3 separate regions of the Mus musculus genome follow, and regions 1 and 2 are each linked to region 3. A link is a loop called in an ENCODE intact Hi-C map of the cell type or tissue named here. Cell type or tissue: heart. All regions are shown on one strand. Each heading gives the region's core, and the rest is flanking DNA. Links, peaks and the distances in the headings are about the cores only. Region 1 overlaps Wdfy4 (WD repeat and FYVE domain containing 4). Region 2 has its middle 33 kb from the start of Gm36674. Region 3 overlaps Vstm4 (V-set and transmembrane domain containing 4).

Region 1 (9,925 bases), core at 557-8,556, 64 kb after region 3:
ATTTCATCTAGATTTCCATCTGAAGAGTCTATTCCTCCCCAAATGTGCCCTGCCTTGCTGCATTTTAATATGGGCAAATCCAATCTCTGAGTTCTCCACAGTCCCTGAGACTCGGTTCTCCATGATGGCTCCTGCTGCTGGTTTGGGTCAGGCAGTTTCTGTCACTTCCATGGACCGAGCTTCTCTCCTGGAACATGAAGGAATGAAAGATAGGGGCCAAGGTAGATCAGGAGGCCATGGCCTGTGAAAGATTGCCAGAAAGAACCTAGAAGTCCCTTGGTGGTCCCAAGACTCATGAGCCCTCTCTGAGACTCCATTGTTAAATGCCAGTCTTCTCTATATAAACAATTCATTTGTCATCTATATAGTCCTGATAGTCACCATTTGGTAAATACAAACACAAGACACCTGGTTAAAATTGAATCTCTCAGGTACAAGGAATATTTGGTGGGTGTGTGTGTGTCTCAGGTAAAGCCAGTCCTGTCCAGATTTACAGAAGGGTCTGTCCTGAGCCTTTGGGAGACAGCTGCCAGAACTCATGTGCCCATCATTATGCCAACCCTGTGCTTTCAGAGCAAGCCCTGTTCTCCTCAGTCCTCTAGTTAGGATGAGTCCAGCTGCACAGACTGCCTTGCCTCATCCCTCATAGGATGCAGCAGGCTGAGTGAGGATCAGGGCGTGCATTCTGAAACAAATCGCTGGACTAGCGCATGCCCCTGGAAGGTGACCAGAGCTGGCATGTCCCTGTGGAGTAGAGGCTCAAAGTGAGGTGAGTGGGACCCTTGTAACCAGTGTGGTAGGGGCCGCATGGCTGCTGGGCCAGAGCTGAGCAGATTACAGCGGGTGAAGTATGAGGTCCCTGACCTCAGAGGCTTTGGAACCACAAGCTAGTTGGCCAGCTGCGTGGCAGAGGTGACAGCCTCTTCATTCCATTCTGTCATGTTTCCTCATGTTTGAAGAGGAGGCCTCCCGTGTACAGTGCCAGGACTGCTGAGAGCCTGGCTCCCATCCCAGCGTGCTTCAGAAGCGGCACAATCCAGTGCGCACTTCTGCAGTGGCCTCAGATGTAGTGTGGGGAGCAAGTCTACGTGCTATCCTCACCCCTGTTGCTCCCTGCCTCCTGCCCCTCTTCCCAGCCTTGTCACAGAGCTCCAGCACAGGGGCTGGCTCAACAAGACACACTAGTGAGTGAACGGATGGACACATTATAAAGTGAAAGCTTGCAGCGTGCCATGGATGTCAGCCTGAGCTGGCTCCTTCCCCAAGCATTTCATTGTATTTATGATAAGTCATATATCACAGAATGTGCCTTACTCTATATTCTATCATTTTATTATACACTGAACACTATTTCAATCTCGTGACAAGTCCAAAGACAGACACCGGGGTCCTGTTTTACAGATGCAGAAACAAGCTGCGGTTGGCAGGAAGTAGAGACGCTAGTAGTGAATGGTCCCAGACCCGTCACCTACTCACTTAATGGAGTATTTCCAGCTCTGTCTCAGGTACCATCTGTGCCTACAGGCTTTTCATGGACCCTGCTCAGACCTCGGCAAGGCAGCAGGGATCTGGATAATTGTCTCTCCTTGTCCCCAGTAGCTGATGCTCCTGCTTTGACAGACTTCAGTTGTGGCTGTGATACCAAATCAGCTCTCTCTCTCTCATCCTCCCCAGGCATCTGCCCTGTCTCCCCTCCATCAGACCAGGGTGCCTAGTACCATGTGACTGAATGACTGAGGTCACTTAGGTCAGCAAGAACCTCCTGCTAAAGCTGCCACAAATGCCTGGCCTTAGCCTCTACTGGATCAGGGCCTCTCGACCTCACCCCAGCTCTGCTCTGTCTTCTCTAGTCCCCCACCTCACCCCAGGATGATCTACTGCCGATGCCTCAGGAGTCTGCAACCCAGACTCATCTTCCAGGGTTCAGGGACATCTGTGTCCTCCTCTGGATCAGTATGAAGCAGTTTTCCTCCTGCAGGTAACATGCATCCAAGACCCCATTGCCAGGTGCCACCAAATCTTCCCAGATCCACAGCAGTGGCCAGTTCTCCCATCTTGTCCCATTCTCCTCCACAGTACCCTATCTTCCTGCAGCTCCTCCCCATCCTCACAGTACCTCCATCAATTCCATGGTATCCATCTTTCCCTGGCCACATTCTATCCTGCACACATGACACCCCCACACAGTTCTCCTCTAACTTCCTCCACACATGGAGGGTGTTTGTTTGGACTCCAGCTTGTCACTCCTGGGACCATCAGCTCTGAGCTCTGCCACACAATCCTTGCCTAGCTGACTCTTGGGGAGCTGCTCCCTAAGGAGGGCCATCTCTGATCCTTGCTCTCACTCACACTGCCCTTCATCAGCCTCCAGCCCCTGGATAAAGGCAATAGCTTCCACTTTGGTCCATTGGCTCTTCTTTCCTGCAGCCTGACACGCCCAGAGCCTTCGCAAGGGATACTGATGGATTAGTATCCATTAGAACTGGTGTCATTCTAAGAAGATAGTAGGGTCCAGACAGGCAGAGGGAAGGCCACACAAGGATGCAGGATACAGGAGAAAGTGCCTTCTACAAGTCAGAGAGGCCCAGAAGGAAATGAACCTGTCTGCACCCTGGCTTTTGACTTCTAGCCCCCAGAATTATGAAATCATTTCTGTCACTTAAACTACCCAGCATGGGGTACTTTTACACCCCTGAGCTAACTGCAGCTAGAAGGTCGCCTGTGCCTACTCTATAGTATGGGATATCGTTTCTTATCACCTCGAGTCTCCCTTGTTTGCATCGACACCTTAGCCCTAAGACTCTAGCATGAAGACCCAAGCTTGTCTCCTCTTGTAGTTCAGACCCAGCAGGAGCAGGTTGAGGCTAGGCTGGCAAATCCCAGAACTATTTGATAGGGGGTGAATAGAAGCTAAAACTCTTACAGAATGAGTGGACTGAAGGCAGACTTTTGGCCAGCATACCTTTCGACTCTGTATAAATGCTAAAGATTGTGTTTTGAAAAATGCCTGCAGGCCCAGCCCTGATATTTATGGCATGCCTCTTGGCCTTCCTAAGGAGCAGTATTCTCTGCTGTTATATTTATAGCCCTCCGTGCAGACCCAGCCGGACAAGGGATTGCAAATGGACTGTCTGCTAATAGTGCATGCAGATGATGTGGGAAGTGGCATGATCCTTGATCCCAGGGTCAGACGAGAGCCCTTCCCATCCGGGGAGGCTGTCCTGGACCAAGGAATAGGCCCCTCCCCCAGCTTCCTCTATGCTGAACCCTAGAAGTTTACAGATACATCAGGATGGCCGGCCGTGCTCTTTTGCTGTTTCCGTGTCCACACACTGCTGCTCCTTCCTTAATATTTATCTTTAGGTCGACTTACTACTCCTTAATGGTGGGATGACTCAGAGCCATCAGACACCAAGTTCATTTTCCTACCACCCCTAAGCCCGGAGGACAGACAGCCACCAGAGCCTCTCCGGGCTTAGAGAAACATGAGGTGCCATACCCCTACTTGGGCCCTATGGGGGAAATGTCAGGAAAAGGACTGAGGAAGGCTGAGGGATTTACTCAATCCCTATTTCTCCAAGATGAGCAACGGCTCAAATCAGCATGAGGGGCACAGTGAAAAGACGGACAAGATGACCAAGACAGGGCCTGACTGGAAACCGCTACCTGCTTTTGTTGAGGTAAAGTTGAGGGAGGGATGCCCAGGCCTGGTGTATTGTTCTACCTGACACTCCTGCCAGGTGGCAGTCACATGTATGGCCTGTGGTGAGCAACAGTCTGCCCGGCAACTCCTCTCACTCCCAGGAGCCTTGCTGACGTGTAAGAATTCAGATGAAACCAGACAAGGTAACGCTCAAGCAGCCTTCCATTAGGAAAATGGAGTTTTAATAAAATAAAGACAGTGGGGTGGTTTCCATGAACCAATACCCACCCCCTCTTCTTTTCCCAGTGCAATAAGCCTTGGTGAAGTGAGCCACGTAGAAATTTCCCATGCAGCGTCAGTTTCCAGCATCAGTGTCTACCAAGATCCTTCTTACAGAAGTCCCATAGACTACAGACATGTTTAGGGTACACGGTGCAAACCATCAGGGACTCCTTGAGAACTGTGTGGAGTGGAGCCCCCCCAAAACTTGCTCTGGTTAAGCAGCCCAGGCTACACATCATCTTGTGCCTGTAGCCTGTTGCTGCCGACCCCAGGGCTCCAGGCTTTCAGGTCGGTCCCTCCAGCTCCTTGTCTCCTACCCATCAGCAGACCAGCAGAAGATTCGCCCCTTCTCATCGCCAACCAAGAGCTTGCTCTGGTTCCTTGGGAAGATCAAGAAAAGGTAAGAGTGCTGGAGGCCACTGCATCAGAGCCACACACCCCAGCCAGCACTCGGGAAATCACAGGATGCATCCCCAGCCCAGGCAGAGCAATCAGCATGAGCTCCAGGGAAGAGCATAGGCCCATGCTTCTCCTGCTGCCCCGCCCCCACACCACCCCATGTAGGCCAGCCTGGCATCCAGAACACTGTGCACTTCCTACACCAGGCACTGCAGAAGGCTACTGCAGGCCAGGGAGTGAAGAAAGAGTGGAAAGTCAGTTGCTCTTGGGACTGCAACCCCTTGGAAGAATTAGCTGGATCACCATGACAGCTAAAATAATAGCCCAGGGTCAACTTTGAGACTACTCTGCATTGGCTAAGAGACTTCATAAGGCATTCCCCCTGCCCCCCCCCCCCATGTACCACGGTCATCCTGAGCATGTTAGCATCACTAGTGGGATTCAGGACAAAAGGACCTCTTTAAGACAAACCTACAAATTATAGTTCTCTACCATTTGCGTCTCTTTGTGAATCTATGCATACTCGTGACATAGGGATCAAGAAGAGCACATGGGGATTAGCAACAAGATGGGCCTGCCTGGGTCCCTGTAGTGATGTGATCTCCCTGGGTCTGATCATTGAGAACCCAGCTGGAAATGTTGGGACTTGGCTAGGTTGGCTGTAGCGCCCTCTGCTGGAGTCCTGGAGAAAGTTCCTCGGCTCATGGGCTGCTCTTACCTAGTGATGGCCAGAGCTGTCACAGCAGGACTTGCCTTGCTGGGCTTGCCACTCAGAGCAACACTGACATCCAGCTCTCGGCTCAGGGCAAGATTCTTGGCCCACTTGTGACCTGTGGAAAGTGTGAGAGAGGAAAGTTAGAGCATTGGCGGCTGCATGCACAAAGCCTGTGCACCCAATACGTAGGACCACACAGATACAAACATTTATATTTGTGGTCAGCAACTTGTTAAATTGAGGGGGAAAATATATTTAATCTTGGCCTGTGCTGTTGCAAAAAAGGGCCGTCCCAATTTAATTTGCAGGCTGTGATAGTTACATGTGCTGACGTGCCGTGGTATCCATTGTGTACCAAATTGGATTTGTGTATTATTGCTTTCTAAATTGCATGCCTAGTTCAGCAAAATTGTTCATCAGTGTTTACTGGCTTTATGCTTAATAAGATGCCCCACAATACCTTGCTGCCAGGGTGTAATGCTGCCTGTAATTGCCTAGTAAAAATAAATTACATAAAGTCTGCATTATCAACTTAGCTAAATCCTCTCACACCCAACCAATAATTAAATGCTGAGAGAATTTTCTCAAAAAAAAAATATAACTCAATGATTGTTACCTCACTCATTCTAATGACTGCATTTAGAGACAGACAGTCATTCCTTCGATGTGAAGGGTGAGATGGAGAGACAGCAAGTGGGCATGGCCCAGTGAGAGCACTTCATCATCTCGGGACCTGACTGCTGTTGTATCCCCGCCCCAGCCTTGCTGAAATGGCCTCCTCTGGGTGGGGAAGACCCAGTGCAACAGGGAACACATAGGATCTGAGTCAAGAGTGCTGTCCATGGATGGAGACAGACACTTGGAAATCCTAGCACAAGTCCTAACACCACTCCCTTCCTAAGTCGGAGACTAGGGGCCGTTTTCCCAAGCAACCGTGCTCCGGTGGGCTAGTTCTTCCCACAGATGATGAATAAATGAGTTCCAGGCAGAAATTAGATTACAGCTGCCCACAATGCATATCCTCGGTATGTTTACAGATCTCCTTCCTTGCCCCTGGAGACATTGAGGGTGTGCAATAACATACACACCAATAGGACACATATGCAAATATTCACATGACACATGTAATTCTGATCCCTTTCCAACAAAACGGTTTTGAGCATTGTGACGAGGGCATCAGGCTTCCTTAGAGCCCTCCAGTGGGTTACGTTCATAAATCTGCTCTAAGATTCGTTGACTTTAACAGAGATTCTATCAGATTTTTTTTTAACTATTTGTGCACTACTTTGTCTTTTAATCCTATCGGTGACCCCAATCCGGAAAGCCTACTTGCTGTCGATTCTGCAGGGCAGCAGTGACCTCAGGTCAGAACAGACAGCAGAGGAAGGATGAGGGTCCTGAGACTTCCTGTCAGCTAGAAACGATCTTGTAATTTCCCTAACGTCAACATCGCTGTGTTCACAAAGGAGAATTTTTTTTTTGGAATCCGAGGAATGAATTCTGTGGAGTGGATTCTTATCTGTCCGTCGTTTCTCGATGCCCTGTATTCTACAAGATTGGAATCACAGGGAATATTCTTAGCTAGCAGAAAAGAAACAGGACCACAGCAGCTGTGGAATGGAGTTGGGTCTACAGCCTGGTCCCCTTCCAGTTCTTCAGACCACGTGACTACTTCTGTTTGAGCCAAACAGAAGCTGGGGGCCCATTGTCCCCGTGCTGAGAGTCTGTGAGCTGGGATGAGTTCATACTTTAGGAATATGAAGGGGGCAGGTGATCTTGAGACTAAGATGACATTCAGTGTCACATCTGTGACTTGTTTCACAAATAGTCAAGGGAAAAGGATTCCTGAGCTGGCTCCTCCCATGGGACAGAAACAGGATTGAGGGTATGTGATTGCTGCTCTCAAAAGAAGTGTCCAGTTCCAGCACACATAGCTATGTGCTCTCTCTCACACTCATCATGAGATGACTCCTCATGGCCTCAAGCACCGGAGGGACCAGGACACTGAGCTGAACACAGTTCTTGGTCTTTTGATGTTTATGCTCTGACTCAACCCAGATTATGACAAATTCCTAGAAGTGCTAAAGGAAGGGATTTTGGGTATCAGTTGAATGTAGGACACAGTGGAGCCCCAGCAAGTTCTGTCTGTTTTCTCGGGAGAACTCACAATGAATGTCTGCATGAATCAGGGAGGCACAAAAAATGCAACAGAGGTAAACTAATTGAAAATGACCACCATGCCCAAAGTATCCCCCTGAGGTTGGAAAAAGTCCCCTCCTGTGGGCAGTAACAGGAACTCTTGGCAGATTTGGGGACTCTCCAAATATAGTAAAGCACTTCTTCCTTCATGGGTCAACAAGAGAGACAGCTTGGTGCTGGACCATAATCTTCTGAAGTTGGGGCTGAGCAGGAAGGATGTTTGCAGTGAAGACAGGGATGGTGGAAGGGATAACTGAGTAGCTAGAGGTGCAGTGGTGTCGTTTTGATGATGAGGGCTTTGCCTGCCTTTGTAGCAGAGGGGCTGGTGAGGGCGACTGTGTGATCCTGTTTGAAGTCAGCATCACCACCGCTGCTTTAGTGGCAGAAGTGGACATGGTGGCAATCTTTGGATGACTTTGGGCAAGTTACTGAGCCTCTCTGTGCCTTGGTTTCCTTATCTCTAAGTTGGGCACCTTGCTATAATCTCCTGTTCAGCACTGCAGTCAGAAAGGAGAGGACACATGGAAGGGTTTTTGGCAGAGTGTCTCATGCTTTAGGACATTGTCCCCCTGTGATAGCCTTGGTGGTGGAGACGGCAGATGGGTTTTGCACTTCAGTCTCACCTGTCACATGAGAAGAGGGTTCTGCCATAGAATAGTGCTCTCTTGTTTTTTGTGCATATCACCTGGGAATGTGTGTGACACATCCAGCCCAGGAACTCTGAGCTTTTTCAGTTGGTTGGTCTGAGTCCCAGGGCAGGAAAGAACATTTATACTAAGCCTCTGGCTGAACTGAAATGAGGCATAATGAGGGCTATTGGGGCATCTGAGGCATGATAGGTCTGCCTCCTCCTCACTGGGCGTATGGCACCTTTCTTCTGCTTACAGGTTGGCTGTCTAGATAATTAACCAGCAGTACTCAGGTGCTGGGTTGTGGCTTCCAGGACCATCAGAGAACATCAAAGGAGAACATGTGGATATATATACCCACTAAGCCCTGGGGCCCCTGACACCCACCATATCCTAGTCCACTGGTCCAATAGAGACTGCAGAGTCCAGCAGAGGACTCAACAGAGCTTCACATACTGCTTCCTAGTACCCCCAGTCCTTGCAGGACACAAACTATTCTCTGATGCCCCCCCCCCCACCCCGTCATGGCCTGGATCTGAAATGTCTCTCCTAGGCTCATGCGGAGAATGCTCTGACTCCAGCCCATGGGACCGTTTTGAAAGCACTAAAGAGGTGGGGACTGTTTGGAAGAAACGTGTTGTCTGTCAGTGTCACACCCAGCACCAGTCCTGGTCTCTCTCCTCCGCTGCATGGGAACACTGCCATTTCACATTCCAATGCCACAAATGCCACCATGCTTTACCCCCCAGTGAGAATGCCTGAAACCATGAGCTCAAATAAACCTTTCTGTCCCGGAGTTGTTTCTGCCAAGCAGGTATGGTATCACAAAAATCAAAAGTAATGTGTGTAGTCCTCGAGCTTGGCAGCACTTCCCTGCACTCTGATGCACCATGTGGGGCTGCAGCCCTGGTGCCGAGGCAGGGGGAGAGGCGTACAGGAGGGCAACATGAGTCAAGATCTCCAAGCAGGTACCTCTGGGGCTTAGGGGCTCCGTGGAGGGCTCCTCCATCACTGCCTGCCTGGGAACAGGCATCTTCACGTCCTCTGTCTTCCAAATCTGCCCAGAAAGGAGAGCACGTGTGTCATGGCCTGGTAGAATTATACTATCTTCAGGGTCAGGGTTGCCTGTCTCTGTTCCCTCGCACCTGGGGGACCCTGGCAGATGGGGATAGGCCCTGATCACTCATTTGTGAATGGTGTCATCGGGATGTGGGGTGTTTAGGTTTCAGCTTCCCAGGAGGTGCTTCAGCCCGTAAGGGTTGCGGTTTGCATAGCTTCACTTTTAAATAGATCTCCTCCTCCTTTCTGCAACCCTATATCATCAATTCCACATGTCTGGAGGCACATGCACCCATGAGTAAGCATGCGGAGGTCAGAGGTCAATTTCCGGTGTCTAACTTTCACTCTTATCCTATGGTTTGAAACAGGAGCCCTCGCCAAAGCACTTACCGTTTCAGCTAGACTTGGCTAGTTAAGCAAGCGCCTGTCACCACCGCCTAATACCTGGACTTCACACAAATCACTTTTTTTTAGACCTAGCTCCCGGGGGCTGGGAGGTTCCAGTTCAATCACTATGCTGAATGAATGAAGGCTGAGTCCATAGTTATTCCTACACATGCTTGAGCAGGCTCAGGGAAGTCGTGTCCACGTGGCTCAATCACCCCAGCTGCTCTTTCTCATCTTGGTTCAGATCATAACCACCAAACCTCTCTCTATGTGACCTTTCAATGTCTTGGCCAGCTAAGGCTAGGGGTTATGTGCCCCTCACTGAGAACACTGTAGGAGAGGCTCCTGGGGCATCTCTCCTCAGGCTTATCTCTTGCCATCCATGCTGGCCCACTGACCTCCACCTATACCAGCTGTTCCTCATTCTCAGATCTCAGCTAAAATACCACTTCTCCTGAGGTATGCCTGCCAGAGAGAAATCCATTCTTCACTTGAGCCTGACTGTATCGCTTCCCTTCTCCTCCAGAGGCAGCATCTTCTCACAGGTCAGGGCGTTGGGTGAGACTCCTGATGAGCCACACTCTTCCCCATTCTTTCATCCTTCTTGTCAGT
Region 2 (9,925 bases), core at 1,133-9,132, 52 kb after region 3:
TCTGCTTCTCCTGTCTCATTCACACCCTTGCTTCTGCCCATGTTCCAGCTGCAACCGGGGGACTCTGAGGACTCTGGTCCAGCTGGGCCACCCTCCTGAGCTCTGGAACTGTCCACTGGCCTTCCACCATTAGCATCTCTTTTACTTCCTTGGGGTCCAATGAGTCCTTCCCTGCAAGCCTGGTTAAGATCCAGCACTGAGTAGGGCCAAGCCAGCATCCCTGGAGATGCAGAACTCGCTGCAAAGCTCTGAATTGAAGGCATCCTCAATCTTGTCTCTCCGAGCTAGTGAAATTCTACCCTGACTAGCGAGCGGAGTAAGATGCACCCAGATTCGGAACACCCAGATGACAGTGCTAGAGTCACAACATCTTCTATATTTCTGGTATTGCCACCGCTGTTCCATCTTCTCCATTCATGTGGTGCCTGCATCAGCTAGAATCACCTCTCTCACAGACCTTCCCTTTACCATATAATCCATGCCACTAGCAATGCCAATGGCTGGCCCTAAAGTGCAGCATGGCCAAGTGACCTCCCACCCTACCTAAAATCCTCCTTCCTGGCCCTTACGACAAAGAGCAACCTCCTAGAAAGGCAGCCAAGGCCCTTCAATACAAGGAGGGTTACTGTGCAGGCTCTATAGGGAGCTGAGTCCAGGGTCCTGGAGTGCCAGGTGCCTTGTGGGCAGCCAATCACAAGCTCTGGCTTTGGCACCATACGGAGTAAGAATCTGAGGATCTAGAAGTTGGACAAGGTTTTGTGCCGCCCAATGTCACAGTTACAACTGTTTTGATGTAGCATCAATATTATTCCAGTCTTGGCAAGTCCTGGAACAATTTCACTGGAGAAAGTGGAATAAGAAAAACTCAAGCCCTTGGTGATCCAGTATGATCTACACTGATGAGGACTGACCATGATACCACAGATAGGGCCTCTGGGCACTTCTGACATGTCAACGAGGAACACCCAATGAAAAGACAAAATCTGCTCTTGTGATGGAGCTGGGACTCCAAGAGGGCCTCACTGAGCATCGCAGATTTCATTTCTCCTCTAAGACACTGGCCTGTCCCAACTGCAGAAGGCAATGGCTTTGTGGATTTAGGGCCCTTTCCATCACAATGACAAAAACCCAAACTTTGGGTTTATCTTACAGAGACGGAAAGGTGTGTTTTGTCTTAGGTTCTGGAGTTCCCAGTGCAAAGTTAAGCTCTCCGTGGCTTTGGGTTCTCATGAGGACAGCACATCATGGCTGGGCTTGTAGCAGAGAAACCTGTTTACATAAGAATCAGGAGTTAGAGGACATTAAGTGTCATTTGCCCCCTGGGGACTAATTACTCCAGAGTACCACTATCTAACAGTGTTGATGCTGCATCCTAAGTAGCAATACTTGGGCATCAACCTGTGCGGGCTTTTGAAGGAGTCATCCCTCTGCAGAGCTGACCCCATCCCAAGCTGATCCCAAGGTGTTGGGAGGATGCCCAGTGGCCACCATCCTCTGGACACCCTCACTATGTCCTCTTGATGAGACTGGGCTCTACCACACCCATAGCTCTGCAGTGAGTTGGGATGGATCCCTAGGAATGTGACCTCGGAATAGAAGGTTTTAACTGAGTCCTTATTTAACATCTGGTACAAGCGTTGTACAGAAGTCCTGCTGGTTGACACATAAGACATTTTACTTAAAGGAATGAGATCACAAGCCTGTGGTCTTCAGGATCAGAACTCAGGTCACCTCTGTGTCTTCCCATGCCTCTTCAAGTCCCCTCCTATGGAGGCCTATCCTCCATCCCAAGGATGTAGCAGTGCTCAGTCTTAACAAGAGGACAGAGTGAGGGTATCCAGTGGATGGAGGGCACTGGGCAGCCTCCCATCTACTTGAGTTGGGGGTCAGCTCTGCAATGGATTGGGATCAGCATGTACTGTAAGCCCACTCTAGGGAGCTTTCAGTGGTCAAGGTCCAACTCCAGGAGTCCTTCCCAAGCTGTTCCCATGTTCGTCCATCTTTAGTTAGCCATAAGGCAGTAGAGCTGGCAGTCAAGATATTATCCTGTTGGCCAGCTCCTAATCAGAAAATTTGCAGTGTGTTACCTATGGTCCTTGGGGTTTCACAGCAGCTGTGAGGAGATGATAGCCTTGCCATTGCTTTGTGAGTGTGAGAAACGGGGTCAGAACCCTCATACTTGACTTTCTCAAAAGCCACCAGTAAACTCAGATTTAGCCAACATCAATACTTTATACTTTCAGTTATGGACTTGTATCAAAGTGTCCAAGAAATCTAAAGAAAAGATTCAGAACACATACTTTGGAAGAGTGTCTCTCTGAGGGAGACTTCACGAAGGGGCAAGTAGCATCCCAGAGGCAGGGGGTAGGGACTCACATACCCAGTGGGAAAAATGGCTTCCAGAGAGCAGAAGTGCCAGACCCTGGTAGCCCCTCTAGGGGAGTGGAGTATGAAGTGATATCCAAGACTAGAGGCAGCCCAGAAATGATCTGGACCACAGGGTTTTAACTGAGATCCCAATGGTGAGTAAGAAAAGATTGCTGCTGAATACTTTATGGTTTGCCTTAGTGTGGCTCATGATGCTGCCTTGTTCTTTGATGGAGAAAGAGGCCTTTCAAAGGGTGAAATAAATCTTCGTGGGAAGGATGCTAGAGCCACAGGACCATGGCAGGAGGTAAAGGGGTGCATCACCTCCATAAGTAGATCCTTTAAAGTCTCCACATTCCGGATTTCTTCTCATAATCTTTCCCAGTAATGAGAGCTTGGTAGGTGGTTAGTTTTAACTCTTACTGTTTTTATTTTAGAAGATTAGGACCTAATTCAGTCTATTACTGTCCACGTGCTATTTCAAATATCCACATAAAGATGGGGGTGGCTCCTCATACATAAACTCCCTGTCCATTGTCAGGACGTGGCTGGGTAGACAGATGTCAGGGAGCTTACTCCTGTGCAAACTGGGGACTCCTGACCTAGCGGGCGTGGGTGTGGATACAAGCACCATATATTTGCCCAGTAAGCTTCTTGCCCATGTCTCCTCCCACCTCTGTGGACTCTGAGCAGCAGATCTGTCACTTGGTGTTGTGAGCATCCTCTGGTGGCCCTTCTTGGGAGCTTGCAGCTTTCCCTGGGTGCTCAGGTGGCCTCCTTCCCATCTCTTCTAAGCTTAATCCCATTTGCCTTCCTTTGCCTTCCCAGAATTCTCTTCTTAATCAAACTCCAGTCCAAAATGCCTTTTTATTTTTTATTTTATTCTGTCTTCTCCCTTTCCTTCCTTCCCTGCTCTTGATTTGCAGCTGTCACATTCTAGGGACTGACCAACCGTGGTGTGCAAACAGTTCTGTCTGGCGTGGTCACCAGACTTGGGATTAGAACCCCAGTCGAGCCTAATGGCTGTGCCATCTCTCCATGCACACTTTTGTTTGCTGCAATCCTGGCACTTCTTGCTCAGTTGCATGAGCATTACTTTTAGTGTGATGAGATTTGGTCCTCAACTGGGTCTGTCTCTGTATTGGGAGGGCATTCAAGCTCTCAGATTCCCTGTGGAGAAGCAAGCCCACCTCCAGGATGATACAAAACATGGATGTGTATGGATGCTTCAGTGAGAGACGGGTGTACAGGAGACTTGTAAGAGAGTTGCAACCTAGGGACAAGCTGTCCACAAGCCCAGACAGGAGTGAACATGCTACTGGGCAGCCAACCTCCCCTGTCAGCTTCTCCTCCTTGGAGATGGGAGATCAAACTCCCTGTTCCAATTCCATATCTTGAGAACACACGAAGTGCTGTGCCTGGCCCAGAGGTCAGACCCTACTGACCTCTTCTCATCTTGATCTTTCCTTTGCTTTTGTAACCCATTGTCCTCTTCAGAACACTCTCCCTTGGGACAGGGCTATGAAATGCAGCTTTCTTCTCTGCTGGAAGTTCAAGCCCCCTGAGGACAGGTCCCTGTCTGCTTTTGTCACCACATGCCCCTGCTGACATACACAGTACGTATGTATGTATGTATGTATGTATGTATGTATGTATGTATGTATGTATGTATGTGAGTATGGCCTCTCAGTACTTAGAAACTCAATAACCATTGAAAAGCACTTGGGAGGCAGAGGCAGGTGGATTTCTGAGTTCGAGGCCAGCCTGGTTTACAGAGTGAGTTCCAGGACAGCCAGGGCTACACATAGAAACCCTGTCTCGAAAAACATAAACAAAAACAAAAACAATCAAAAAACATTGAAAAGGAATATGAACGTGCTTTGGAATGAAAACTTGAGGAAAGAGATGGCGGCATGGGGGAGGGGGTCATCTTTTTTTCTGTAGATTCCGTTTCTCTCTAAAGCCATCATCTAAGCCTTCTGCCCAAACCACACTGCCCAGGGCTTCCAAACTCAGCAGAAAGACACTGCTATATTTAGCCTGACTCACTGCCATTTTCCATGAGAGAGTAGCCTGGAATAACACATTTGTCTGGGGGTGGCAACAGGCTGTGTGGGTTTGCAAGTCCCTTCTGCCAACCTCAGGCCTGTGTCTGGGATTGGAATCCTGGGTGCATATACTCTGACAGGCTGCAGAAACTCCTCCTATATGAGACAAGAAGAAGGTGGTAGATTCTTTGATGTGGGGCACAGGACCTATGGACAGTGGGGACAGTCAGGACCAACCCCATAGACTCAGAAATCCCCAACAGCTTCTGGAACCATCTGTTAGGAAACTACAGTTAGATTCTGAGGCCTGGGGGAAAATGTCCACACTTCTTAAGAAGATAGCTCATCTTGGAATCAACTTACAAGCCAACGTGTGCCCCTTGGGTCTGTTTCATATGTTGGCCATGGTGGTAGGGTACTGCTGCCCAGTGAGAGAATTCCTGTCCCGTGTGTGCAAGGCCCTGGGTTCTGGCCTCAGTTATTACTGGTGAAATTGTTTACAATTTAGAAATACGTAGTATGTTTTCTTAGGTGAAATAGGTACTCTGGAAGAAGGCAGGAGTAGCTTATGTTCACAGGTTGCTTTTGTTTCCATGGGTCTGTGGTGGTGTGGTACCTATCTCCCCAAATTCAACACATGTGTTTAATGTGCCATGGATCAAACCCAAGGACATGCCAAGTATGTGCTTTACCATGAAGTTCTAACCCAAGTCCTATAGCACGTTTTTAAAAATGTGGTCTTTCCAAGGAAGTACCAGACTCCCCATCCCTCCTTGGCTCTTCAGTAAATGGGTTCCCTGCTCATGCCAGCCTGGTTCAGCTCTCTTCTGTTTCTCTGTTGTCTCAAGTTGCCTTCAAGGCCTCGCTGAATCCTCACTGCCTCCTAGTGTGATGTTGAGCCAGGCTGTGCGATCGTCTCAATAACCGTTATTTGTGTAGCTCTCAGACTGGCTTCCTGAAACATGGATCTCAGCCTGCAGCATGGACAGACCACAGAAAGACAAATGTCCAATGGGACTCTATACTCTTCCTTTGCTTTCCAGCCTGCCGCTCTGGGTCCCCTGCAGTACTAACCATACTAGGGTGCACACTTCTTTATTTTCCTTATCCTCAAACTTTTGTTCACCATGGGGAATATATATGTGTATATATGATACAAATTTTTCTATTTTAATAATTTTCATGGGTACAATTCCATGGCACCAGGGGTATTCATACTGATGTAGAAACATCATCAGCACCATTGCTAGCAAGGTTTTATTTTCCCAAAGTAAAACAGTAATCCCCCTGCTTTCCGGCCCCACAGATTGGGAAAATCACTATTGTTCTTTCTGTCTTTATAAACGTGACTACTTGAATGACTCATTTAAGTGGGCTTACATAGTTTATTATATAGTAGGTTGTTGTCTTTTGTGTCTAGCTTATTTCAGCTGGTAAACCGTATTCAGGGCTATCAGTGTTATAGCATAGGTCTGAATGTCCTTTAGAAGGCTAATCCATTGTATGTGTCCACTCGTTCGTCCATAGACATTTGCATCCTGAACAGCGCTGCCTTGAACATGGTATATTACCTGTTTGAGTCTCTGCTTTGAAAGTGTCCATGCTTCCTATGTGACCAACTTTGCAGTCTCCCTCGGCACAGGGTCTCTTACAGCGTGACTGTCTAAATAAATATAACTTGGGGGACGCGCCACCCCCATTTGCTGCAGTTTGAATGTGTCCTCAATGGAACAATGTTGAAAGATGGGGCCTGATGAAAGGTGATTAAGTCAAGAGCGATCTACCTATGAATGAACTGATGTGTCATGTAAGAATTAGATAGTATGTATTCAGCTGCCTGGTGACTGTGTTTTCTTGCCTTTCTGCCTTCTACTGTGGGGCAATGAGCCACAAAAGTTGCCCTTAGATATCAACTCCTTGACTTTGGGCTTCTAAACCTCCAGAATCATACAAAATTACTAACTCCCCACTCTTGTTAAGTTCCCCAGTTTCAGGTTATAGCCACACATAACGGACTTGGACGCCATCATTCCCTCCCAGGAGCAGCAGGTCCCCTAGTGTTGAATAGCAAGCCTTTGGAGGTTAAGTGCCTCAGAGATGCTGAAAAGTTGTGGTATAGTAAGTTGGTAATAACCAAGGATAGTTTTCTTTTTACTCTCTTAGATAGTACATTGGTATTTTAGATTGTAGCTTAAAGCATCTATTTATTTAACTCAATAATTGGAGCTGTGGAGAGTTAAGATGCTTGGATGAGACCTTTAAAAAGCTATGTCAGCTAGTATTCCTGTAAAAACAACCACATTTGTACCGGTGGCTTGAGATCTGGATTTGTTTGGATCCTCAGTATTACAATGACACCGATGAGCGTGGCAGGGATCTTGTGCCTCAGGAGGTTGACCACCAGACCCTGATGTGCCAGCCTCTGGCTGTCCTTGGAGCCAGCACGCTTGCCCATCCAATCTCCCTCCCAGGGACCATCACTTTAAATCCTCCATCTCTGTGCAGCGGTCACTATGGCTTCTGTGCTTTCCTGGAACAAACACTGAAAACACAAGGGCTGGTGAAGGCTTGGGATGAAGGAGAAGAAGACAGAGAGAGCCGTTTGAGCTTCGTAAAGGAGAGTGGAGGAGCCAGCCCTAGTGTTTTCTAGCACATCCAGCCACTGTGCTGTGTCTAGTTCCCTGCCCGTTTCTTGTCTTTTTCCACTCATGGACTGGGGAGCAGGGGATGTTCTTCATGGGCTATTATACTCTTCCCACAACTGGCATAACCCAAAGACACAGACTCCCACAGCCTGCTCATTGCTACGTGTCCAGTGGTCTGCTCTGGTCTCTCCCTGCTCCCACAAGTCACATGGGTGACCGATGCAGACTCTCATGCTTCATCTACAGTGTTCTGACTATGGTGGCATCCTTGGGGGGATGCCTGAGAGGATGAATCGGAGATGCACAGCATGCACTTATGCCGCCATTGGCAAGGGCTGTGCGGTGTCAGGGGCTTCTCCTCTCTCTCCTCCCGCTTCACATATCTGAACTCTACCTTGTGCCTCTGGTAGGGACTGCTGGGTGGGAGTCTCCCTGGCAGGCCTCTACTCAAGCGACACTAATTGTGCCAGAGAGAACGGCTCACTAGAGTGGAAAATAGTCCTCATATATCTAGCTGAAGACGATAATGACCTTTTAAATAACAGAAGCAATTTTATTTCAATACCTCAATTACTCTGAACTCTCAAATGTCAAAGTGCTCGGCACTTTCAAAATAGCTTAATATAGACATTTACAGCACTTAGACACAGCTAGTTTCTTATCTAACCTAATTATGTGCTGTACAGGAAATGGCGCAGCTGACCAGCTGTGTTATTTTTCACAGCGGTCCTCCAGTTCAGCTCTTAGCTCGGCTTGGCCTCGCTCCGCTGGGACGTCTCCCCCAGGGAAGGCAGCTGTTGCCTGAGAGAGAGGCTGGCGGAGCCCTCGGAGGGAGGGCTGACTCCAGATATCTCAGGGAGGAGGCTAGGAGTGGGCCTCCCAGTCTGCTGATGCCAGCTGCACTGTGCCCTGCCCCGAGGGACCCATGGTGGTGTCTAAGGACCCTGAGACAGAAGGTAAAGCTGAGTATGCTGGTACCAGCTGGGGTGAGGCTGTGGGGGCGCTCTGCCACATCACTTACTAGCATTGAGAGTTTCCCAGTCAACACATGCGGCTAGCATCACCTGGCTTGGCTGCCAGTGTCTTCTTTTTCCTCTCTGGCCAGCTCTCTTCCAACCCCATATCCCACCAGGACCACAGAGGGCTCTTCTGTTGCTTGCAGTAGCATGTATCTAACCCACGATGTATAGCTGGTCATTCCCCGACCAGGTATGCTCTCCTTCTAACACATGCATGGCTGCTCCCAGGCTTCCCTCAGGATGCAGCCTCACTCTGACCTATGGTAGTCTAGTCTACGTGATGGGTGCCTGAGTTGTGGCCCTCTTTACAGCAGTCAGCCAGCATCTCCCTCTTGCACTGGGCTTGGCTTGACACAAGGATTGTAGAGAAGAAGACGTACCCTGTGTGGGTGTAGGGACTGCTCAGGGAGAGGAGAACACACACATAAAGTGTCTCCTCCATTGCGCTGTGTAGGCAGCACATGTAAAGGGCAGAGGTGAAAGATCACACTGGTGACCTGGTCAGGTTCGGCACGGGAGGAACAGGCTAGGCTGTATCTCAGAGCCTGGTGAAGGCTCCTGGATCAAGTGGTTCCCTGAAAGCTTATGAGGGTGGAGTTCAGTGATTTCTGGGCTGGGCTTCACAGCTCGCTCTTGACTCTGATGTGCAGTCTGATGTCAGAGAGACTTGCCGAACCCAGTACTTTCCCCTTGAATGTGGCATTCATATGAGCTTCTTTTACTATAAGGAGTGGAGACTCAGTGACATCACAGCACCTGGATCAGTTTACCCTTTGGCATCCAGAGCTTTGAAGGACCTGTCCCAATGTTTCTGGTGTCCCCTGATACCCATCTCCTGGGACACTAACCAGGCACCATGCTTCTCCTTAGCCACGAGCCTCCTGTTCCCTGATCTCCTTGAGTCTATCTGTGAGCCCCCAAGAGTGGAGCACCTCTGTCTTGTGGTATCAATATATGAAGACACTTAGAAGAAACAGATGCTTCATCCAACAGTAGTTCTGAATGAATGTGGCATGGATTTGCAAGAAGCCTGGGACTGCGAGTCAGTCTAACAGCATGAAGACAGAGGCAGCCATCAAAACAGGGGGAGATGGAGGTACTATTGCCAACTGGAAATGCTACCTGAGCCCCCTAAAATGCTCACCTCAAAGCAGTGATCAGCACTGTGGCCACAGAGAAGACAGCGGCAGGCTCTACCTGGCCCCAAAGCTGCCAAGAGGGGGCCCTGCTCTAAATCCCAGACCACTGCTCACCATCCTGAACCTCAGAGGGCTGGGTGCACAGTTGCTGAGAAGGATTGTGGTCCGTCTACACCGCGAGATTCCTAGGTCCTCAGGCTTCTCCAGCTACTGAGTGGGAAAATGTCTTCCAACTGGGTTTGCAGCCTCCTCTCCTGTGGCTTGGGCACTGAAAGGGTTTAAGGAAATCTCTCCCCGCCCCGTCTCTGTCTCTGTCTGTCTCTGTCTGTCTCTGCCTGTCTCTCTGTCTCTCTGCCCCTCTGTCTCTCTGTCCCTCTGTCTCTCTGTCCCTCTCTCTGTCTCTCTCTCTGTCTCTGTCTCTCTGTCTCTGTCTCTGTCTCTCTCTGTCTCTCTCTGTCTCTCTGTCTCTGTCTCTCTATCTCTCTCTGTCTCTCTGTCTCTGTCTGTCTCTCTCTCTCTCACACACACACACACACACACACACACACACACGCACACACACACCTTAGAAATTAGTTTCCAGGCTCCTCTATTCAGGCATCCTCCTCCATCATGTGTTTGTGGACATACTTTCCAGCTGATGCTGTCCAGCTGAGGAATTTCCTACTATGTGACAGTGTGAACATGAGACACAATCCATGGAAACT
Region 3 (9,925 bases), core at 908-8,907:
GTTTCACATTGTTGAAATGGAGGCACAAGCCTATCCTCTCTAACCAATCCACTCTACCAGTCATTAAAGACCCACACAAGGACACATGTGCTTCTGTACAAAAGCAGTTGGACATTACTACCAGGGAAAGGCCATTCTCTTTTCAATTAGAGCTCCTTACATCCCGTGACTTTCCATCCACAGTAACCTGGCTTCCATCAGGACTTTCCCAGTAGCATGGGTGGGAAGACCCGATGGTTGCTTATGAAGAGCATTTGATGCATTAAAGAACCTCCCCACAGTGCTTCATTCTTGCACTTAGAACTCTTCTTCCAACTCCCCTCTGCTTCCACTGTAGCTCCAGGATCCTGGTGGGAAACCCTTCTTTCTGCCCACCCATCTGCCAACTCTCTTTAACTGTTAGTAAAAGTCATCTGCAATATACAAGTCTCAAGATAGGCTGCGTGCGCTATCTAGAGAGACTGTCCCATTTAAAAAAAAAAAACTTGCCCTTGTCCTATGGCACTTCCTACTTAGACTTTCCCCTCAATATCCATGGGTATTATGTGCCATGACATCTCCAACCCAAAGATATCAAAATTCACAGATATGTTAGTACCTTACAGGAATTCCTGTAGCATTTGCATATAACCTCTACATTTATTTATATTTGTGTACATAAATGTTTCCCTGCATGTATATCTATGCTCTATATGTGTGCAGTGCCCTCGAAGGCCAGTGGAGGGTTTGGTTCCTGTAGAAGTAGAGTTTGACGATTGTGATCCACCATGTGGGTGCTGAGAGCCAAACCCGAGTCCTCTGGAAGAGCAATGAGTACTTTACTCACTGAACCATTTCTCTAGCCCCCAATGTTGTGGTTTTTATCTTTTAAATAATAGTTTTAATCCATGATTGATTCAATTTGTGGATGTGGAAACTAGAGACACAGAGAAACAACTACACTTCATTTTTAGTTCAAAGTTCTAAGTAGCCAGGATCAGAAATCTACTCAGTTTAACTTAAACAAAAATGTTGGGCAACTCTAAAAGCATGGAAGAACTTACAGTGTTTCCTCCAAAACTGCAGCTTGACTTTTCTCCTTCTTCGTGCAGCTGTTCACAGAGTTTTCGCTTACAGTGAATTAAATTTACCTTCTCTAATGACTGAACGTGTATGCCGGGTGGGTGACCGGCCTCTGAGCTGTATCCCTGGCCCTCAAGGCTTACACAAAGGGAGGATGCTTCTGATGACAAGTCTAGGCACTCTGCCCCTTAGACTCGACCTAAAGGTTTTCCTCTGGTGCATTTTTTTTTTTGTTTTTTTGTTTTTTTTTTTTTTTTTTTGCATTTGAAGTTCTTGTAGTGGTTCATTCTGAGCTAACTTTTAAAACAACCTGCCTTTCAGATCTCTATGTGTACGCTGTCCTTGTGTGCTGCGTGGGGATCCTCAGTGTTCTGCTCTTCACCCTGGTCATTGCCTGGCAGTCTGTGTTTCACAAGAGGAAATCAAGAGGTAAGAAAAAAGATAAGGTCATGTCTGGAATGGAAAGCCGCCCGCCCACACACAGGCGGAAGATGTGGGGCAAAATATCACCTTGGTGGGAAGGCATCCTGGGTCAGCAATTGTTTACTTGGAGCCAGAAAGCAAAGGGAATGAGAAGGCTTGCTTCTTGTAGGTGTTGCTGCAATAAAGTGATCGCTGTCACACCAGCTGAATTCCCTTTTCTCGAACTTCTCCCTCCTGGGGCTCTGGATTTCTTAGCCATGATTCTGGTGTTCATCCTGAGCTGCCTGGGGCTCGAGCAGCTTTCCTTCACATTTGGGCTCCAAGAGTGAGTTTGGGGCTAAAGTTCTGAACCAAGGGGTTTGTGCATACCTTCTGGGAAGGCAGGTGGAACCTGGGCTGTCCCTCTGTGCTTTTCCTGTCTAGTGCCTACCCCTTTCTTGCTGGAGTTCCTGATGCCCTGGAGGCTGTCCTCAGGTCTCTCTCTCTCTCTCTCCTTGTGCTTTCTTTCTCAGACATTGCAGTCTATGACTCCTATCTCCCCGTGAATGCCGCTTACTCTAACGGCAGCCCATATCTCTTACAGAGCTCAGTTTCCCAAGTCTAGCACTTCTGCCCAGCTGTCTGTCTGCCTCTGTTCGGTTCTCCAAAGATGGCTCAGCCAACCTTCTTCCAGGTTCCTCAGGGCTTGCTTGAGCTTCTTTTCCTTTAAATCCTCCTCTGAGTATACCTCATGCACACCACCCCCTTCCCCCCCCCCAATCTCCAAAAGTAGTGAGGAGAGTATACAGTTGCTTTCAGAAATGACCAAGGCACACCAAGCCCAGTTTTGATGACACCTCGTCACTGAGCAGGCATGGATCCCACCTTTCCCTTGTCTTCTTTATGGAGACTTGGGAGACAAGAGTGCACCCCTCTGAGAGCTTGGGAAGAGGAGATACTCAACCCCCTGAGCACATTTATGGTGACCTGTGAGTCACTGTCACTGTCACTGTCACTGTCAGGCTGAGGGTGTGGATGGGGGAAGAGCCAGCCTCTGTGTTCACAGGGACCTTTAAACTGGGAAACTGAACAACATCCACAAAGGGGAGCCTCCCCCAGAGATGTGGGCAGGACTGAGGAAACCAGGAAGGGAGGCTGGGCATCCAGAGACTGGTACCCATGGGACACTGTTGCTCAAGGGACGAGGAGGAAAGGTTCTGGGACCTGTGAGTGCTGCTGTTGCTGTGGGGCTCAGAGGTTAAGAGCACTGGCTGCTCTTCCAGAGGACCGGGATTCGGTTCTCACTGCCAACACAATGGTTCACAGCCATTCTTAACTCTAGCCCCAGGGAAACTGACACCCTCTCAGGGCCTCTTCCAGCACCAGGTATGAACATGGACATATGAACATACATGCAGCCAAGACCGCCACATGTAAAATGTAATAAAATAAAGAGTCGTTGTTGTAGGAGAGGTGGTCCAGAAGAACAATTCAGCCAATGTCCTGCTGCTGTAACCAGAGGGCTGGCTCGAGGATCCTGCGTGCACTGCCTCCCTCCTCCAGACAGCAGTCCCTAGATGCTTCTTCCCCTTGAAGTTAAACCAATTCCAGCAACTCTGGACGGCAAAGGTGCCATCAGCAGCTTCCAAGGGTTGGATGCAGTTGACAGGGAGCAGAGAATTGCACATGCAGCCCTGGAAATGGAGCCAGGGCTACAGGCCAGATTTCTCTCCGCTAGAGCCCGAATGCTTCCCTCTGGCCTTGTGTTTCACTGCGTTGCCCTTGGGTGCCTTCCTCCATGGCATCTGCCACCCCATTAAGATATCCCAGCATTGTCCTAGATATCCTAGCATTTCATAGTCCTCAGCTGCTTCTCTGAGCTTGTGGCAAATGTTGCCCATGGGTGTTGGCCCTTTGCCTCTTTTCCAGAGAACTCTGTGTGAGGCAGAGGCCATGCATGTGACAGATCCTCCTTGGAATTTGGCTCATGACAGATGCTCCCTCCACAAGTGATGAACAAATAGATTTGCTTTCCAGCTGCTCTGCTTCCAGCTGTTAGAGCTTAAAAGGCACCATCACTAGCAATCTCTAGGTTGGGTGTGTGCTAAGGGCAGCTCTACCGGGGCCTGGGAAGACTCAAGCTGTAGACTCTGTGGGATTTGAGGCAGGATCCAGGAATCAAAGAAATGCCAAGAAGGGCAGACAGGACGCACAGGGGCACCTTCCTCCAGACCTCACAGACAGACCTCAAGGACTGGGGCTTGTAACTGGCTCATCACCCTCCCGTGCCAGGATGGGCTGAAGGGTGATCACTTGTGCTCCCCGTCTGAAGCCCTACCCAGCTGTCAAGACCATTGTCTGAGCACCTGCCATGGACTAGGCAGATGCTTCTACTCCTCCACATCCTATGTAGCCTGCATGGTTCCCATGAGACAAAGAGCATGATAATAGCCCTAGTCTAGGCAGTGACAGAGGAGAGGGCTCTAGCTGTGTTCTAGAAAGTCCACAGACATCTGAGGGTGACCTTTGTGAAGGAGCTTTCCTCTATTGTTCCATGGAGGTTATCGATGAGGGTTTGTCCCGTGCCGATTTGCATGGATTCTGTGGTTCCAGGGTACATCTTTTGATATGTCTGAGTTTCAGAGAGGGCAGGAATCCTTTATTGGTGACTCTTAAGGGCTACATAGAATGTGTATGAAGACATGGCTCTACAATTTGCACATACAATGTCTCCACCACAGGCTCATTTGTTTGAGGCTGGGTTCCAAACTAGTAAGACTACTTTGGGCAGTCCTAGGAACTTCGGGTGGTGGCACATAGCCAGAGGAAGTCAGGCACCGAGGTCAGGTTCTTTGGGTTTCCTTGTCAGTGGTCCTGTCCTTGTTTGTTCTCTGCTTTGGGTCCACCAAGAACCAAAGAGCAGTCTCAGGCAGTTGCTGCTTCTTCCGTGACATTCTGCCTGAGCACAGGAGGCCAAAAGTCAATGGGCTGAACCCTCTGTAGGCTGGGAGCAAGGAACTCCATCCTCCTTTTCAAGTGTCCTTCCAGCTGTTTTGGTCACAGCTGCGTGTCAGTAATTGACATACATATGACAGACATGAGTACGGATGGATTCAGAGAGACTTTAAAATCTGGGAGTAGGGCTGCTCATAAGCCCCAGCTTAGGAGTTTTCAGGAAATTACAGAAAAAAGTACACACATTTGGTTTGCATGCTCTTGTAGCATCCATTGTATATCGAAATGGAACAAAACCACACTTGGAGGCCTTGCGTTTAAATTAAGTGAGCTCGAGTCCTAGGTTCTTATGAATGGATTCCTTCCTCCTCAGTGTGAATTCCAGAGGTCACCGAACAGGAACATTGAATGGGATCATTTATGAATCATGTTATTAACACTTGTCTAGCATCCCTGTCCTCTGCTTGCCAGGTATAATCCTCATCAGCACCACAGAGTTATCCTCTGAAGAATCCAAATTATCCCCGATCGTTGGATTCCCCTTGAATACTAAAGCCACTGAGCAGAATATTTCCAGTTTTGATGCTCTGTGCTCTGAGCTTAAGGAGATCAAGTTTTTAGAAACCAGTGGAAAAGTCCAGCAGGGTACAATCCTTGTGTGGCTCTGCTTCTATCCCAGTGCTCTCTGGGATACGAATCCCATGAGTCCTCATTTCCTGGTGTACAGGAAGGGAAAGCAGATTGATGGTGATTGGTCCCAGGGTCCTTGTCTCTCCCACTGCAGGACCAGAAGCTTGGGGGAAGAAGAAGGGGTACAACCCAGTTACCACAGGTAACTGGGGAAAAACTGACTGCTCTGGGGGTCTGGAGTGCTGGTCTGTTTCCATAACAACCACCTGGCCAGGGCATACCACAGGAATCGGCCTCTCTTATGGGCTAGCTGCTGTCAATGGCTGGGGTTCTCATTGAGAACCATTAAACATTTGTGGGCCATACTACATGTGTTCAAATAATTCTGTAATTCTAAGGCACTTTTTTTTTAATTATTATGGTCTCACATCCCATGCATTGAATTATAACAAATTTACATCATCATGACTACAGCTAAAACTGTAAATAAAGGGCTGTTTTTAGTGTTTGGTTTGAAGCAGGTCCAATTCTTACTAGGGGTTCTACTTGAGAGCCTGTTGGTGTTTAGGTTTTCCCCCTTAGTGTGTTGCTTGGACTTTTGCATACATGTATGGGGAGGACAGCCCCTCCTGTAGGGGTCACAGAGCTCTGAGGTTTGTAGGCTGTTCCTACCCAACAGTGCTTCTTGGTTCCTGCAGCAAGATTTAAACAGAGGGCCTCAGAGTAGCTGACCCACTCCCAAGGACCTGCAAGTGTTGGCTCTTCCAAAGCCAAGGGCAGTAGGCCAGCTTTCTTGGCTGCTGTTCTGCCCCAGCCATTGCTGCTATGTTTCCAGAACACTCCGCTGGGCTATGAGCAAAGCTAATTGTACCCATGTGTCTAGCCCAGCACAAGCATACTTCATTCTGCTCCCTAGCACAAATGGCTGTCTTGCTCCATTTTAGTGTCCACAGTGACTCGGACCTTATCCCAGGGTCTCTTTAGCCAAGTCACTTTGGAGGATACTGGTCCAGGACTGAGCCCTGAGCTCTGGTGGTTTCTCAGGACACTGGTTTCCAAGGCCACTGCTTTTCAGGAGTCCATCTGGTCTTGCTGGCTCAGAGAGGTGGCTCAATGATCCCCAAGCCTTCTGTGCCTGAGCTTCCAAAAGTATAGTCTCTAAGGTACCCTGGGACCAGGGAGGAGGAAGAGGAGTGGCTTTTTCTTACCACATATTCTCTTCGCTGTGAGATCTGATTCCTTCCCACTTACAGTCTGTCTTCTAAGACCAGAGAAAACTGGACAATCCAAGGCTCATTACAACCTATCCTTCCACTGCCTGTGTCCCTGTAAAGAAGAATCAAAGAGCATATGGGGCTCTCTGCTCCTCCCTGTCCCAAAGACAGCCACATCTTCTCATGTAGTGTCAGCCTCATCCCATAGAAAAGATAATGAAGGTCAGTGTGAACAGATTTGGCCGTATTGGGCACCTGGCTACCCTGGATGCTATCTGCTCTGCACATGGCAAAGTGGAGACTGCTGCCATCAATGACCCCTTCATTGACCTCAGCTACATGGTCTCCATGTTCTAGTATGACTCCACCCATGGCAAATTCAATGGCACAGTCAAGGCCAAGAATGGGAAGCTTGTCATCAAAGGGAAGCCCATCACCATCTTCCAGGAGCGAGACTCCGCTAACATCAAATGGGGGTGATGCTGGTGCTGAGTATGTTGTGGAGTCTACTGGTGTCTTCACCATCATGGAGAAGGTCAGGACGCACTTGAAGGGTGGGGCCAAAAGGGTCATTATCTCTGCCCCTTCTGCCGATACCCCCATGTTTGTGATGGGTGTGAACCATGAGAAATATGACAACTCACTCAAGATGGTCAGCGATTCATCCTGCACCACCAACTGCTTAGGCCCCCTGGCCAAAGTCATCCATGACAACTTTGGCATCATGGAAGGGCTCATGACCATGGTCTGTGCCATTACTGCCACTTAGAAGACTGTGGATGGCCCCTCTGAAAAGTTGTGGCATGATGGCCGCCTGCCCAGAACATCATCCCTGCATCCACTGATGCAAAGGCTGTGGGCAAGGTCATCCCAGAGCTGAACGGGAAGCTCACTGGCATGGCCTTCCGTGTTTCTACCCCCAATATATTCCCCATTGTATTGTGGATTTGACATGCCACCTGGAGAAACCTGCCAAGTATGATGACATCAAGAAGGTAGTGAAGCAAGCATCTGAGGGCCCATTAAAAGGCATCCTGGGACACATTGAGGACCAGATTGTCTTCTGTGACTTCAAAAGCAGCTCCCACTTTTCTACCTTTGATGCTGGGGCTGGCATTGTTCTCAATAACAACATTGTAAAGTTTATTCCCTGGTATGACAATTGAATACAGCTATAGCAACAGGGTGGTGGACCTCACGGCCTACATGGCTTCCAAGGAGTAAGAAATCCTGGACCACCCACCTCAGCAAGGACACTGAGAGCAAGAGAGAGGCCCTCAGTTGCTGAGGAGTCCCTGTCCCAACTCGGCACCCAACACTGAACATATCCCTCACAATTTCTATCCCAGACCCCCATAATAACAGGAGGGGCCTAGGAGCCCTCCGTACTCTCTTGAATACCATCAATAAAGTTCGCTACGGCCCCCCACTCCCACCCCCAAAAAACAAAGAGCATATGAACTTTACCTCCACAAGTGCAAGGAAGAGTGAACAAGGCACTGTGCTCCACTCACAGCCACACTGGGGTGGGTTAAAAGACTACAAAGGGTGGCTGGGCTGACAGAGAACAGAAAGATGACCCGGGGAGGTTAAAGGGCTTAGTAGCCTGGAGTCAGAGACACCTGGCATCCCCAAGGTCAACCTCATCCTTTGTCCTGGGTCAGAAAGCTCCACTGGCTATGCTGGGTCCTGCTGGTTCGTGAGATGCCCACCAAGAATGGTGACAAAGAAGCCATCTTGCCTTTGTGAGTCATGTGAATCTTCTAGTAGGTTCCTTGAAAGAGTCCTGGACTAGGCGCATAGATTCAAGTTCTTTTTATCTATGAAGAACGTCTTTCAGAAACCACATAGAAATTATATTTGAGCCCCCCAAACCTCCAGACTTTAAAGCAGGGAGGCGTATCCCTCCTACTTTTCAGAACTGTGGGAGTCTTTGTCCTGGGTGTGGTCAGAACAAGCATCCTGTTATCTAGCCTTCCATGAATGTGGAGAGATCCTGGAGAAAATTAGCTTAAAGGAGGACCGGTTTCTTTTGGCTCACAGATTCAGAGCTTTCAGTGTCTGATCACTTGGCCCCCATAGCTTTGGTTGGCCCTCAGGGAGGCAGAACCTCACAGCAGAGAGCATGACATGGGAAAAACACTTCATCTCATGGTGTCTCAGAAGCAGAAAGTGAGATAGGAGCCCAGAAGAAGCAGTGAGCTGTGAAGCCTGGTATGGCTGCACACCTTGTTTGGACTAGTTCCATTTTGATGGTGTCAATCCCACTTGGGACTGCTGACCAGCACATGGGACAGAACACAACAGACAGGGAACATTATATATGGTGCTGTTCATTGACGAAATGTGGCTATTAAATGGTTGCTGGTACCAAACTTCTGCTTCCCCTGTGTAACAGAAGTGGGTGATGCCATCCTATTGGCTGTGCTGGCTTGGAGAGGTTGTCTGGGCAGGTCTGCTTCCTGGAGGCAGGAACTTTTGGGTTCTCCATGGTGACTGATAGTGTTGTGCAAAAGGGGGGGGTGCACTTCTGCCCTGACTCCTGGGAAATGTAGGTAGGGCTGTTGAAGGCCTCGAAGTCAGGCAGTCTTTTCCAGGCTGTGGAGCTCCATGACCTGGGCACTTGAGTGGTTAGAGAAAGCTCTCTGCAAATAGGGTCCTGGAGCTATGGAGACCCCTCTCTGGGACTACTGCAGTGTGAGAGGAGCTCTTGTGACTGGAGTAAAAACACCCACAGGCCTAACAAGAAGCTCAGAAAGTCCTGGGAGACCACAATGAGTACAAGGGAAACGTGTGTGTGTGTGTGTGTGTGTGTGAGAGAGAGAGAGAGAGAGAGAGAGAGAGAGAGAGAAAGGGAGAGGGAGAGGGAGAGGGAGAGGGAAGGGGAGAGGAGAGGGGGAGGGGGAGGAGAGAGACATCAGCCATACCCTGGACTCCAACACTACAGTGGAGTGCCTGAGATGGGGGCCTGTTTTTTTTCAACCTGTCTTCCCACTCTCCGTAGTAGCAGTAACAATGATAGGCCCATCTGGGAAAGTTACAGCCTTCAGGCCCAACACACTTTTGGAGGTCTGGGTGATGGCTTTGAGCACTAAGGATCTAGCTGAGACTGAGGATAAGGGTGGGCAGCAGGAAGAGTCTAGGGCTAGAGTCTGTCATCAGGAGGGTTGAGAAGCACTGGCCCTACTTCCAGAACCTTCAGAATTCACCCAGAACAAGACCATGTGTCTTGCGTTTTTAATCTCTGAGGACCAATGCTACACACTGGGTGCTGGAAGACATGATGGAGGGCTGTCTCATCAGTCACTCCTGCACTCCTAACCCCAGGAGCTAGTACCATAAATAGGATGACCCTGTCTCACTGGGCAGCCTCCCACACATTCTTGAGCCATTGCTGTGTGGGCTCTGCCTCCACAGAGTCCAGGTTAAGCTGGGGTCACTTGGATGTGTGAGCATGCTGCTCTAGCTAGTGATTGGAGACTGGGGGCACCCATTTCTCAGGAGCTTGCAATGTCCAGAGTTACCTGTAGGCCTGGGTGGTCCCTCTTCCTCAGGGTGAGTGTTGGCCCTGGATTCACTCAGCACAAACCTCACAGTCATCTGCCAAAACATATCACTGGCATGTCCCACCAGGCTGTTGGCTCTTCATAGCCAGTCCCCCA

The links. Peaks named below come from ENCODE experiments on the same cell type or tissue, not always from the same donor. Only the 100,000 strongest peaks of a DNase experiment are listed, where the experiment ranks them.
Region 1: a loop joins it to region 3, with 6 times the contacts of the local background. A loop is called at or near these places in 5 of 42 quality-filtered maps.
Region 2: a loop joins it to region 3, with 4 times the contacts of the local background. A loop is called at or near these places in 5 of 42 quality-filtered maps.

What each region holds. Positions count from the first base shown.
Region 1 is chr14:32,955,700-32,965,624 of GRCm38, forward strand. It overlaps Wdfy4 (WD repeat and FYVE domain containing 4), which reads right to left. Exons shown (of 59, transcript NM_001146022.2): 57 at 8,840-8,924; 58 at 5,043-5,154; 59 at 3,848-4,305. The coding sequence ends at 4,239. Among named protein-coding and RNA genes, the nearest start is that of Lrrc18, 31 kb to the right of the region's middle. In heart, for the core only: a CTCF peak has its summit at 5,007 (motif pointing left); DNase peaks (open chromatin) are centred at 1,002 and 5,012; H3K27ac peaks cover 2,948 bases.
Region 2 is chr14:32,943,265-32,953,189 of GRCm38, forward strand. No RefSeq gene overlaps it. Among named protein-coding and RNA genes, the nearest start is that of Gm36674, 33 kb to the left of the region's middle. In heart, for the core only: no CTCF peak of the experiment used is centred there; DNase peaks (open chromatin) are centred at 4,459, 7,407 and 7,837; H3K27ac peaks cover 1,327 bases; H3K27me3 peaks cover 153 bases.
Region 3 is chr14:32,891,243-32,901,167 of GRCm38, forward strand. It overlaps Vstm4 (V-set and transmembrane domain containing 4), which reads left to right. Exons shown (of 8, transcript NM_178791.5): 4 at 1,384-1,491. It also overlaps the pseudogene Gm7734. Among named protein-coding and RNA genes, the nearest start is that of Gm36674, 19 kb to the right of the region's middle. In heart, for the core only: no CTCF peak of the experiment used is centred there; DNase peaks (open chromatin) are centred at 3,189, 3,469 and 5,879; H3K27ac peaks cover 147 bases.